Regions from separate parts of the Homo sapiens genome. Here all the other regions are linked to region 2. The links are chromatin contacts, found by Hi-C or POLR2A ChIA-PET in ENCODE. All regions are on one chromosome and are shown on one strand. Each heading gives the region's core, a stretch centred on a gene start or an enhancer-like site at or near the end of the contact. The rest is flanking DNA. Distances are from core to core; before and after follow the strand shown.

What was found. Hi-C counts contacts between places; a loop is a spot of excess contacts on that map. ChIA-PET counts read pairs that join two places held with the same protein, here RNA polymerase II (POLR2A). Pooled maps may share reads with other maps.
Region 1: a map of CD8-positive, alpha-beta T cell shows a loop between it and region 2 (19-fold over the local background). The contact joins the promoter of VCL here to the promoter of KAT6B in region 2. A Hi-C loop is called at or near these places in 4 of 168 maps with a recorded cell type or tissue (CD4-positive, alpha-beta memory T cell, CD8-positive, alpha-beta T cell and naive thymus-derived CD4-positive, alpha-beta T cell), 1 of 37 single-sample maps with no recorded cell type and 15 of 50 pooled maps. POLR2A ChIA-PET finds 5 or more read pairs at or near these places in 2 of 52 experiments (Caco-2 and PC-3).
Region 3: a loop to region 2 is called in a map of PC-3, with 4 times the contacts of the local background. The contact joins the promoter of ZNF503 here to the promoter of KAT6B in region 2. A Hi-C loop is called at or near these places in 1 of 168 maps with a recorded cell type or tissue (PC-3), 1 of 37 single-sample maps with no recorded cell type and 9 of 50 pooled maps.
Region 4: a loop to region 2 is called in a map of CD8-positive, alpha-beta T cell, with 26 times the contacts of the local background. The contact joins the promoter of CAMK2G here to the promoter of KAT6B in region 2. A Hi-C loop is called at or near these places in 4 of 168 maps with a recorded cell type or tissue (CD4-positive, alpha-beta T cell and CD8-positive, alpha-beta T cell), 1 of 37 single-sample maps with no recorded cell type and 17 of 50 pooled maps. POLR2A ChIA-PET finds 5 or more read pairs at or near these places in 1 of 52 experiments (AG04449).

What each region holds. Positions count from the first base shown.
Region 1 is chr10:73,996,686-73,999,385 of GRCh38, forward strand. VCL (vinculin) reads left to right here and starts at 1,431. Exons shown (of 22, transcript NM_014000.3): 1 at 1,431-1,690. The coding sequence starts at 1,523. RefSeq lists silencers at 1,040-1,399, 1,730-1,779 and enhancers at 1,460-1,659, 1,732-2,383.
Region 2 is chr10:74,825,271-74,827,970 of GRCh38, forward strand. KAT6B (lysine acetyltransferase 6B) reads left to right here and starts at 1,330. Exons shown (of 18, transcript NM_012330.4): 1 at 1,330-1,515. RefSeq lists enhancers at 1-408, 409-1,180 and silencers at 16-185, 296-395, 506-705, 1,396-1,795.
Region 3 is chr10:75,400,498-75,403,197 of GRCh38, forward strand. It overlaps ZNF503 (zinc finger protein 503), which reads right to left and starts at 1,267. Exons shown (of 2, transcript NM_032772.6): 1 at 608-1,267. The coding sequence starts at 922. It overlaps ZNF503-AS2 (ZNF503 antisense RNA 2), which reads left to right and starts at 1,031. Exons shown (of 2, transcript NR_024421.1): 1 at 1,031-1,764. RefSeq lists an enhancer at 269-769.
Region 4 is chr10:73,873,210-73,875,909 of GRCh38, forward strand. It overlaps CAMK2G (calcium/calmodulin dependent protein kinase II gamma), which reads right to left and starts at 1,346. Exons shown (of 23, transcript NM_001367534.1): 1 at 1,188-1,346. The coding sequence starts at 1,252. RefSeq lists silencers at 739-798, 1,059-1,228, 1,289-1,448, 1,459-1,738 and an enhancer at 1,959-2,068.

The DNA of each region.
Region 1 (2,700 bases), core at 181-2,680, 830 kb before region 2:
GCTTGGAGGCATTACTGAAAGTGTTTACCTCAGAATGGGAAAGCTTGGGCAAAAGCGAATTTGAAGTAAGTAAGACGTTTGGAAGATGTCTTTTTTTTTTTTTTTTTTTTTTTGAGACAGAGTCTTGCTCTGTCGCCCAGGATGGAGTGTAGTGGCGCGATCTCCGCTCACTGCAAGCTCCGCCTCCCGGGTTCACGCCATTGTCCTGCCTCAGCCTCATGAGTAACTGGGACTACAGGCGCCCGCCACCACGCCTGGCTATTTTTTTTGTATTTTTAGTAGATACGGGGTTTCACCGTGTTAGACAGGATGGCCTAGATCTCCTGACCTCGTGATCCGCCCGCCTCAGCCTCCCAAAGTGCTGGGATTACAGGCGTGAGCCATCGCGCCCGGCCTGGAAGATGTCTTATACAAAGCGTGAGGGAACTGGATAATTTGGTCTTACCTATCAAAATATAAAATGCATATACTTTTGCGTTTTTCTCTTTCCTGGTAGGCATTTGCGCTAGATAAATACACAGATGCACAGCACAGGGGTAAGTACAATTCATGCAGAATTGTTTTTTAATAGTGAAAACCAGGACCCAACCCAAGTCCATGAGTAGGAAATTGGTTCTGTAAATAGTTTTATTTCATGCAATGGAATATCATGCAGTCATTAAGAAGAATGAGGTAGACCTCTACCAGCAGTGAAAGATAAGGGCATTTTAATCAAGGGCAATCATACCTAGTTCCAGGAAAATGTTTATTAATCTCATTTAGTTAGAAAATATATATGTAGAAGTGAATCTATAGACAAGTCTAGAAGGCTACACACCCAGCTGTTAAACAGAATGTCTTTGAGGAGGGCAGGGGGCGGAGTCTGCGTTTACGTGAATGGGACGCTGCTGTTTCTCAGTGCACCTCTGCTGTTTGAATCTTTTACTAAAAACCTTCCCATGCATTGCTGGGAGGGAATGGAAGGAGTATTTTGAGGGTTTCGTGTGAAGGGAAAAGTTGAGGAGGGGACGTGGGAGACCCCTTGGTCTCATCAAACTCTAGCGCCGCTTGAGGTGAGGAGACCCCGCCCCGCTGAGGTGATTCTGCAGAGGGGCGGAGCCCCCCAGATCCGAGGCGGGAGGCGGCCCGGGGGCGGGACCAGCCGGCTCCAGCGGCCCGCTCCGCTCCCACCATGCCCTTATAAGGAGCGCCCGGCGTTAGGGCTCGGGAATCCGGTAGCAATCCCGGCGGCTCAGCCCCAATCCCAGGCCCCTCCCTTAGGAATGGGGGAGGGGCGGGGTTTGGCGGCGCGGTGGCTGGGGCGGAGCATCTCGAAAAGGGACCAGTAGGAGTGGCGGCCCAGGTCTGAGCTGCGCTGCCATTGGGCGCGGCGACGAGAGGGGGCGGGGAGCCCGTGAGGCTGGTTACGCCGAGGGAAGCCCCGACTCCGTAGTCGCTGCACAGTCTGTCTCTTCGCCGGTTCCCGGCCCCGTGGATCCTACTTCTCTGTCGCCCGCGGTTCGCCGCCCCGCTCGCCGCCGCGATGCCAGTGTTTCATACGCGCACGATCGAGAGCATCCTGGAGCCGGTGGCACAGCAGATCTCCCACCTGGTGATAATGCACGAGGAGGGCGAGGTGGACGGCAAAGCCATTCCTGACCTCACCGCGCCCGTGGCCGCCGTGCAGGCGGCCGTCAGCAACCTCGTCCGGGTGAGCGCGCAGGGCCTGGCGCGGGAGCGGGCGCGGGAGGTATCCCCGGGGCCCCGGCCCGCGTCGCGGCTGCCTGTGGCCGGCTCGCTGGCCGTGGCTTTCCGCGTGGGTTCCGGAGCCAGGCGCCGAGGGTTCGAATGGCCTCTTCTCCGCCCTGTGACCTTGAGCGAGTCCTGAGCCTCTCCGGGCCTCAGTGTCCTCATCTATAAAATGGGAGCAGTCATGAAAAAGGCTGCCTTGCGGGCTTGTCGTGAAGATATGGCGAGGTATTATTCGTGGAGTGCCTCGCGCGGCGTGTGGCCCACAGCAGACACCCAATAAATGAGAGTTGCTGGGATGTCCGAGGGTCCCTGCCCCGCGCAGGCTTCGCCCCCACGTTGACTTCCTCGCTCTCAGCGCCTTTTAGGCCTCCTCGATCTGGCTGTGCGGGGGAGGGAGAGCGGGCCTTCCCACGGATCCCTTGCCTTCTCTTCTAGGGATCCTTATTTGAGCCACGTTGTCCTCCTTTCTAATACTTCTGCCCCTCACCCTGAGACCCGCCTCGCCCACCCCCGCTCCCCAGAGCTCCCTGTATTCCGCCCTTTTATTCACTTGCCTCACTCTCTGTCGCCTCCTCCTCCCTCCTGGGCATTTTACTTATGCTCACTCCTCTGGCACTCTCACACCTTTATGCAGTCATTCGTGACCACAAGCCCGGTTTTTCCTTCCGCTCAGCCCTGCTGCCCTTCCTTTCATTCCCTCCTGTGGACATTTTCACCTGGCGTTACCTGCTGTCAAACGGCCTCCTCCCACTGGGGCCTTTCTAGACTCGGGGGCCCTCCTTGGCCCCTCCTCCTGGCAGGAAGCAAGATGGAGCTGTTGGGAGAGGCCTGTGGAATCTGGGATCTGCCGCCCCTGCCGGAGAGAAGGCTGGGGCATCCGCTCCCCATCCACAACTTTCCTGGTGGCTCTGCAGACCCCTGTAACCCACAGCTGTGACTCATAACCGAGGTGATTCCTGGAGGAGGTGG
Region 2 (2,700 bases), core at 80-2,579:
AACGGCCCAGGCGTCCCCATCCTCCCGCGGACACCAGCGTCTCCGCCCTCCCCCGAGGGCGGCGAGAGGAGCCCCCCGGGGCGGAGGCAGGTACCCCCGGGGCGGAGACTGGGGCGGGCGGGGTCCGGGCTGCGCCCCCGGCCAGGCCGGGCGGGCTGGCGGGCGGCGCGGGGGGAGCGGGGCTGGGCGGCGCTGCCTCGGGCTCTGTGCGCTGCAGCCCGGAGCCGAGGAGGAGGAGGCGGAGGAGGAGAAGGAGGCGGCGGCGGTGGGTCCCGGGCGGGGGGAGCGCGGCGCTGCGGACCCGGGCGGCTGGCAAAGGACGAGGCGGAGGCTGAGGAAGGCAGCGGGGAGACCCAGGCTGCAGCAACAAAGGGCAGCGAGCGATTGGCCGGGCTGCAGGCGAGGTTAGCCGGGGACCCGGGTGGCCGGAGGCAGCGGCGAGCGGTGCACGTGCTTGCAGACACGGGCGAGTGTGGAGCCGGGGGGTGCACGCCCGGTGGGTAGGGGCTTGCTCCCCCGAGGCATGGGATGGCGAGGAGGCTGCAGCGACATCGTTCTGCCTGCACCCGGCCTGGGGCTGGCAGGGTAGGGGTGTGTTGGGGGGGGAAGGATGCGAGCCAGGGGGCGGGCGAGTAGTCGCCCGGGACGGGACGGGACGGGAGAGAGGGTGGAGGAGGGGGCGGGATGGAACGCTCCGGGCGGCGCGCCCGTCCGCACACTCCACCGAAGGAGCTGGCGACTGAGAACCTCGAATTTTAACTTCGCGTGCCCGCCCGCGCGCGCCCGCCCGCGCCCACCCCTAAATCCTGCGGCCGCCGCCAGCGATCAGCTCTCACACAAACTTTAGCTGCGGGCTAGGGGGTTTGGGGTTGAGTGGGGGAGGGGAGAGGGAAAAGGCCTCCTGATTGGCGTCGTCTGCAGCCAATAAGGCTACGCTCCTCTGCTGCGAGTAGACCCAATCCTTTCCTAGAGGTGGAGGGGGCGGGTAGGTGGAAGTAGAGGTGGCGCGGTATCTAGGAGAGAGAAAAAGGGCTGGACCAATAGGTGCCCGGAAGAGGCGGACCCAGCGGTCTGTTGATTGGTATTGGCAGTGGACCCTCCCCCGGGGTGGTGCCGGAGGGGGGGATGATGGGTCGAGGGGTGTGTTTATGTGGAAGCGAGATGACCGGCAGGAACCTGCCCCAATGGGCTGCAGAGTGGTTAGTGAGTGGGTGACAGACAGACCCGTAGGCCAACGGGTGGCCTTAAGTGTCTTTGGTCTCCTCCAATGGAGCAGCGGCGGGGCGGGACCGCGACTCGGGTTTAATGAGACTCCATTGGGCTGTAATCAGTGTCATGTCGGATTCATGTCAACGACAACAACAGGGGGACACAAAATGGCGGCGGCTTAGCTCCTACCCCTGGCGGCGGCGGCAGCGGTGGCGGAGGCGACGGCACCTCCTCCAGGCGGCAGCCGCAGTTTCTCAGGCAGCGGCAGCGCCCCCGGCAGGCGCGGTGGCGGTGGCGCGCAGCCAGGTCTGTCACCCACCCCGCGCGTTCCCAGGGGGAGGAGACTGGGCGGGAGGGGGGAACAGACGGGGGGGGATTCAGGGGCTTGCGACGCCCCTCCCACAGGCCTCTGCGCGAGGGTCACCGCGGGGCCGCTCGGGGTCAGGCTGCCCCTGAGCGTGACGGTAGGGGGCGGGGGAAAGGGGAGGAGGGACAGGCCCCGCCCCTCGGCAGGGCTCTAGGGCAAGGGGGCGGGGCTCGAGGGCGGAGGGGGGCGGGGCGGGATCGGGTGGGGGCGGGGTTCGGGGAGTCGGAAGGCGGGGGCTGAGAGGGAATTTCTGAGTGGGAGTGAACTGGTAGGAGCGGTGGGGGGCCGGCGAGGGTGTGAGGAAGACTAGTGAGGGTTGGGTGGGAGGAGAAGCTGAAGGTGTAGAAGCAGGTGCAGAGGGAGAGTTAGGGAGGGATGCAATTTGAGAGAAGTGGAAGGCGGACCGAGGGGTGTGTGAGGGCAGGTGAGATGATACCGAAGGCGAGATTGCAGTTGTCTGGGCGCAGAGTAGGTGGGTTTGGGTGTGGTGGATGTGGAGTAGAGTTGAAGCGGTGCAGAGTGTTGGGTTTGGGGAGGCGTTGAGGGGTTTGGGGAGGCATTGAGGCGCATGTGAGGAGCAGGTACGATTGCAGTGATGGGAAAGAGGTATCTGGGTGGATCGCATGTTGGAATAAGAAGGAGGTTTGCTAGCTTTGGGGTATGAAGTATTTTTTAAAAACGTGGAAGGATGGGATGGTTGTGCTTGGGAGAGTTTCTGAAAGATGATGCTAAGACAGCAGAGCAAACTTAAATATGAAGGAAGGGGAGAGAGGCTGCTTAGAACTTGCAAAATCTGTGGCAGAAAATCTCCTGGGGACAAGGGATTGGTAGGGGTGGGACAAGGCGGCAGGTGTGAAGAAAGTGGGTGGAGCTGTACAGTAATTTTCGGTGAATGTGATTTGGTGGACTGTGCCAGGGGTGAGGATGGGGCAGAGAAAGGTGTTAGTTTGGGAGACAAGTTGTTTGATAGGCTGTATTTATTATTTTTTATAAAAATGAGAAAAGGGTCTCACTATGTTGCCCAGGCTGGTCTCGAACTCCTGGCCTCAAGTGATCTGCCCACCTCTGCCTGACTGATGGGATTACAGACGTGAGCTATGGCGACCCGTGATACGCTGGATTCA
Region 3 (2,700 bases), core at 17-2,516, 580 kb after region 2:
AGGCGCAATTCTAGGCGGCACCCCCTCTTCAACACCCACTCACAAACATTCTCGCCGTTGGGAAAGGCAGCAGATTGCTCCCCCCGCCCAACCACCACCCCCAGCAGCATCTTTCCTGCCCTCTCTGAGCGCTAACTAGATTTTTAAAGAGCAAAATGTTTTGGTTTTCGGTTCCTAGACCCAGAACTGTACCCCCTCCCCACAAACACTCCTTAATTCTTCAGAGTAAGGGCTCGGGCGGCTGGCGCCTCAGAGGCTGTGTGCACACACTGGCTTCTGCGGATACGAAGGACGGCGACTTTGGAACCGTATTTCAGACCTCCGCCTGCCTTCGGTGCCGAGTGAAGGGGCCTGGGTCGGGGTAGGGGCTTTCATATCGAAAGGAGAAACAAGTATTGGCAGCCTTGCTCCCTAGCATGCACGCCCCATTCCACTTCCTCCCCCTTTTCCGCCCTAGTTTTGAGGTACGGAAGCAGTAGCCTCTTCCCCCATTCGGGAGCTGAATCACTCCGACCCCCCCACCTCCGCCCAGATCCCGAGAAAAAGAAAGCCCTAGGGTGGCAGCCAGGGTAGTGGTCCCAGTGCGATCCAGAGAGAGGGTCCTTACCTCGATGGGGCTGACCGGCGTGGAAGGCAGGGGCTGCAGGTACTCGGGGTGCAAAATGTGGCCAGTTCGTGCCGTCAGCATCTTCAGCACCTTGATTGGCAGGCGGTTGGCCTGGCGCAGGGGGTCAGAGGGGGGCACGGCGTGCACAAAAGGCTTGGTGCTGCCGGCCGGGGACGAGCCTGGGCCGGGGCCGGAGCTATTTCCAGAGAGCGCGCTGGTCCAGGCAGGGTCTGCACCGCCGCCTCCGCCTCCGCCGCCGCCGCCGCCGCTGTGCTTACTGCTTCTTAGGGCAGAAAGCGAGGGCGCTGTGCTCATGACCCACCCGCGCGCATGGGAGCAGCGGGGGGGAGGGCTCCGGGAGGCGCGGGGCGGGCTCGGGGCTGCGCGCTCGCCCCGGGAGCAGGAGCAGCGGGAGGAGGAGGAGCTGGCGCGGCGGCCACGGGCGCCCAGCGCGCCTTCTCGGCGCCTGGAGCCAGACGCGAGTAATCCTGGGTGGCCCGCAGCGGAGCCGTGGCCGGGCTAGAGGAGCCGGCTGGACTGCGGGAGTGCCGGGCGGCTCGCGGTGTCCGCCTCGGGCTGCTCCCCTGCGCTGCGTTCTCGCGGCCCCGCGCCGGCGCTGCGCTCTGCGATGCGAGCCGCTGCGTGTCCAGCCGGGGCTCTGGCGAGGAAACTCACTTCAAAAGCAGCTGCACCAAGGGGGAGATTAAAGCCTTTGCCGCCTTCCAATCAAATGGGAGCCCGAGGTGATTGGAGGGTCAAGGGGATGTGACGCGTCCCGCGCCGCCGCCGCCGCCGCTGCCAGGACTCTCAGTGCCGGTTTTAATGGGCAGCTCCCTCTTCGCCGCCCCCCTGTGTGTCCCCTCCCTCGATTTCGCTGGGAGGACGAGATGGACATTTATTCTACGTTTGCCATCCGCCGCCTCCCTCTTTTTTCCTCCTCGTCGTTCTTCCTTTCCCCAGCTCGAAAATAAACTGAAACCTTCTTTTGAAGGGGGGTGCGCGTGAGGAACAGACTGCGGGGGGTGTCCAGAAGGAGCACCGGTGGGAGTGTGGACACCGGCCGGACTGTCAACTCCAGGGGCGAAGGGAACCTGCACACCCAGTGTTTTTTCCTTCGCAGTAATCGAGATCCCGCGCGGCGCAGCGCAGCCACCAGGGTAAGAAGGCAAGGTGGGGAGCCGGAGCTGGAAGAAGCCCGCCCGCCCGCTCTAATTTCCTCAGATTCCGCGGCGGAGAAACCAGAAGCTAGATGGGCAGTCGCAGCGGCGGCGGCTCAACACCGCGAGGAGCGCTGGGCTCTCCGCCCTTCCCGGCCACGTGACGCCCGGGGACGCGTAGATTGGGGCAGCAGCGGGGGTCACATGTTTCCTCTGTTTCACCCTCAGTCTGTCCCCCAACCCCCCATTCTTACTCTCCCACCCTGTTTTCCTCCCTCCCCCCCTTCTTTGGGCATCTCCACCCCTCCATCAATTGTCAATGTTCCTCGACCGCAATCAATCAGTTATTTGTCAGCTCTTGTCAATCCTCCCGTGATTTATGTCAGCTTTTGTTGCTGATTACAAGGCGGGTGCGACTTGAAGGGAAAAAGAGAGAGGGAGAGAGAGACGGAGAGGAAGGAGGAGATTGAGAGGGAACTGGAGGAGGGGAAAAGAGGAGCGGCCTCCTGGGATGGGGGTGGGGTGGGGGCTCTAAGAAAAAGAATGAAAGAGGCGCACGGTGTCAGGAAAATGAATAGCGAGAGTAAAGTGCGCAGGTGCGCCCAGGGCGCCGAGAGGGGCGCGCAGGCCTGGAGTGTGCGCCTGCCCTCTCGGTGTCGGAGAGACGCCCTTCCACCTCTGGGAGCCTCGGTCTGTTGGGGTCGCGGAGTTCGGGCGCGGCTCCGGGTACCCGAGACCAGCGGCGGCAACTTCTAACACGGGAGATTTCCCGCCACCCCACCCCGCCGCCGCGAGTCCTCGCGGGGCGTGTTGCGTGCGGAGGTCAGGCTGCCACCCTCTGTAGTTCCCTAACCCCAAACTCGGAGACTTCTAAGAGCCACACCACCAAGGAACTTCTAGTCCTGGAGGTCAATGGTGGGGCAAACCTCGCCTCAA
Region 4 (2,700 bases), core at 96-2,595, 950 kb before region 2:
CACCGGCGCTGTGACCACCACCATCCAACATGAGGCAAAAGGACGCGGCCACCGCAGGACACTGAACAGATGTGGGTGGCGTGCCGCGCTCCCACCCCCTCATCCAGTCCCTGGGCAAGGCAACAGCCTCCACCTCAGGCTGCACATCAGGAGCGGGTGGGCGATGCTGAAAACACACACCTGCTGCATCTCAGACAGCCCTGCGGTCCCGGCCAAGAGAACCAGGGCAGAAGGGAGCAGAGAGACCCTGCCCTTCTCTCAGCAGGAACAGTTGAAGGTCGGGGAAGGAAAGATTAAAAAGAGGGTATCATCCCCTGAAAGAGAAATCTCCCTCAACCATGGGGCAAAGTGAGGCTCAAACCCCCCCACAGCCGGTTTCATCTCACTGCATCCCGGCTCAACTGACAGCAAGGGAAGAGAGGACACAGTCAGACATCAAGAACTCCCCTTCCCATGCTATTTTCCTTGACGTCCCCGTCAAACGGGAGCTCGCACTCTGAGCTCTGGAAACGTCTGGGGGGGCGGGCGGGGCGGGGGCTGCAGTGGCCGGGCTCGGCGCCGCGGGTGGGGGTGGGGGGCCGGGGCTGCTGCAGCGGCCAGCTCAGTGCGGAGGGGAGGGGGATGCTGAGGCTGCGGCGCGGCTCCCGGGACCACTGCAGGGGTGGGGGGAGGGGACGGGGGTGCCGCAGCACTGCCCAGCCGCGGGGCTGGGAGCCTGGAGCGGCACCCGCGGGGGGCGGGGCCGGGCGCCAAACAGCCCCCCCACGCCCGGGCTCCGCAGCAGAGCTAGGGCTGCAGGGCTGGGGAGGGTCCTGAGTGCGAGGCGCGTGGGACCTGGGTTCAGGGTGCGGAGTGAGCAACCGGGCAGCGTTGGGAGGTGGTCGGGAGGGGGGCGCCTGAAGGGTGCGGAGGGGCGGGGCTGGAGGGCACCCGGGAGCGGTCCGGGGTCTGCGGTGTCCGCGGCGGCGCGTGGGGAGCAGCGGCCCCGCCAGTTGCTGCAGGGCGCGGAGGGGGATGCGGGGCAGTGCGCGGGGGGCGCGGGGACCGAAGGCGGCGGGCGGGAAAGGCGGGGGTGGGGCGGCCGAGGGGGAGCCGCAGCGGCCGGTGCAGGGCCGGGGGGCGGGGCGAGAAGCCGCATAGCTCCCGGGCGGCAGGGCAGGCAGGGGACCGCGGCGGGCGGGCCGTACTTGCCAAGCTCCTCGAAGAGCTGGTAGTCGTCGGTGAAACGGGTGCAGGTGGCGGTGGTGGCCATGCTGGCGGGCGGGCGGACGCGGCGGTGCAGCCCGCGCCGACGTCGGTGCACAGTCACCGCCGCCCGGCCGAGGGAGCAAGAGGAGGAGACGGGGCTGAGCCCGGCAGCACCGCGAGACTTTACCGGGGAGAGCGAGGGAGGGAGGGACACCCCCGCGCCGCCCGCCCCGCCCCGCCCCCAGGCCCCGCCAGTCCCCCCCCCCGCCCGGCCCCCGGCCCGCCCCCGGGGAGGGGCCTCCCGCCGCCGGCCCCGCCCCGCCCCGGAGCCGCCCTCGCTGGGCCAGGCGCGCGGGGCAGCCGAGGGGAGGGGGTCCCCGCTCCGGGCCACCTGTCTGGGCAGACGGAGCTGGAAGGTTCGCGACTTATGGGCTTGTCCCGGGGCGGACCCCGCGCGGGCTCGGGAACGTGCATGCGAGGGTGCATGTGTTAGGAGTGTAGGAGTCTGGACCACTGACCTCTCTGGACGGGTCCTACACGCGGGTCCCGAGCCCCCAACCGGGCTCCTAGCACGTGGGGAGAGAGCCAAGGTCAAGGAGCCTGTGCCAGGCTGCACGCCCGGGAGGCGCCCCCAGCCTGCGCAGAGCCAGCTGCCAGCCGCCTTCCCTCTGGGAGCTGACAGTCTAGACTTGCGCAAGCACCAGGGCCATTATTAGAAAGAAACCCTTCAGGCGCGGGTTGATCAGGGAGACCAGGCCAGGGGCAAGGATACAGGTAGGACTCTGCCTTCCTGCACCATAACTGCAGAGATGAAAGAGTATTCTCTATCCGGCCAGAAATGAAAGGGGTGAAGTAGGAAGACTTGAAAAGGCTTTGTGCAGTGGGGGCTAGAAGAGAAAGTGGAAGAAAGGGGAAATCCCCATTTTCTTGCAAGGCACCCTCGTACTTTTATTTTCTGGCACCTACCACATTTTGTAGTGATGCATTGACTGGTATAAGGGGCAGTAGAGCTATCTCATAGCTGTCTAAGCGTGAACTTGCATCAAACTGCCTGGATTGGATTTCTAGGCAACTCACTGATCAGCTCTGTGACCTGGGGTAAGTCACTGAATCTTTTTTTTGAGACGGAGTCTTGCGCTGTTGCCCGGGCTGGAGTGCAGTGGTGCGATCTTGGCTCACTGCAGCCTCCACCTCCTGGGTTCAAGCGATTCTCCTGCCTCAGCCTCCCGAGTAGCTGGGATTATGGGCGCGCGCCACCACGCTCGGCTAATTTTTTTGTATTTTTAGTACAGACGGGGCTTCATTATGTTGTAGTAATGAAGTATGTATGTAGTACATACATGAAGTAATGAAGTATGTATGTAGTACAGAGGTGGCTTCATGAGCCACCTCGCCCGGCTGGGAACAATAATATTACCTACCTCATAGGCCTGTCAGCATTAAATGGTCTAAGGCACTTAGAATAGTACTTGGTGCCTAATTAGAACTACATTTGCTGGGCCGGGCGTGGTG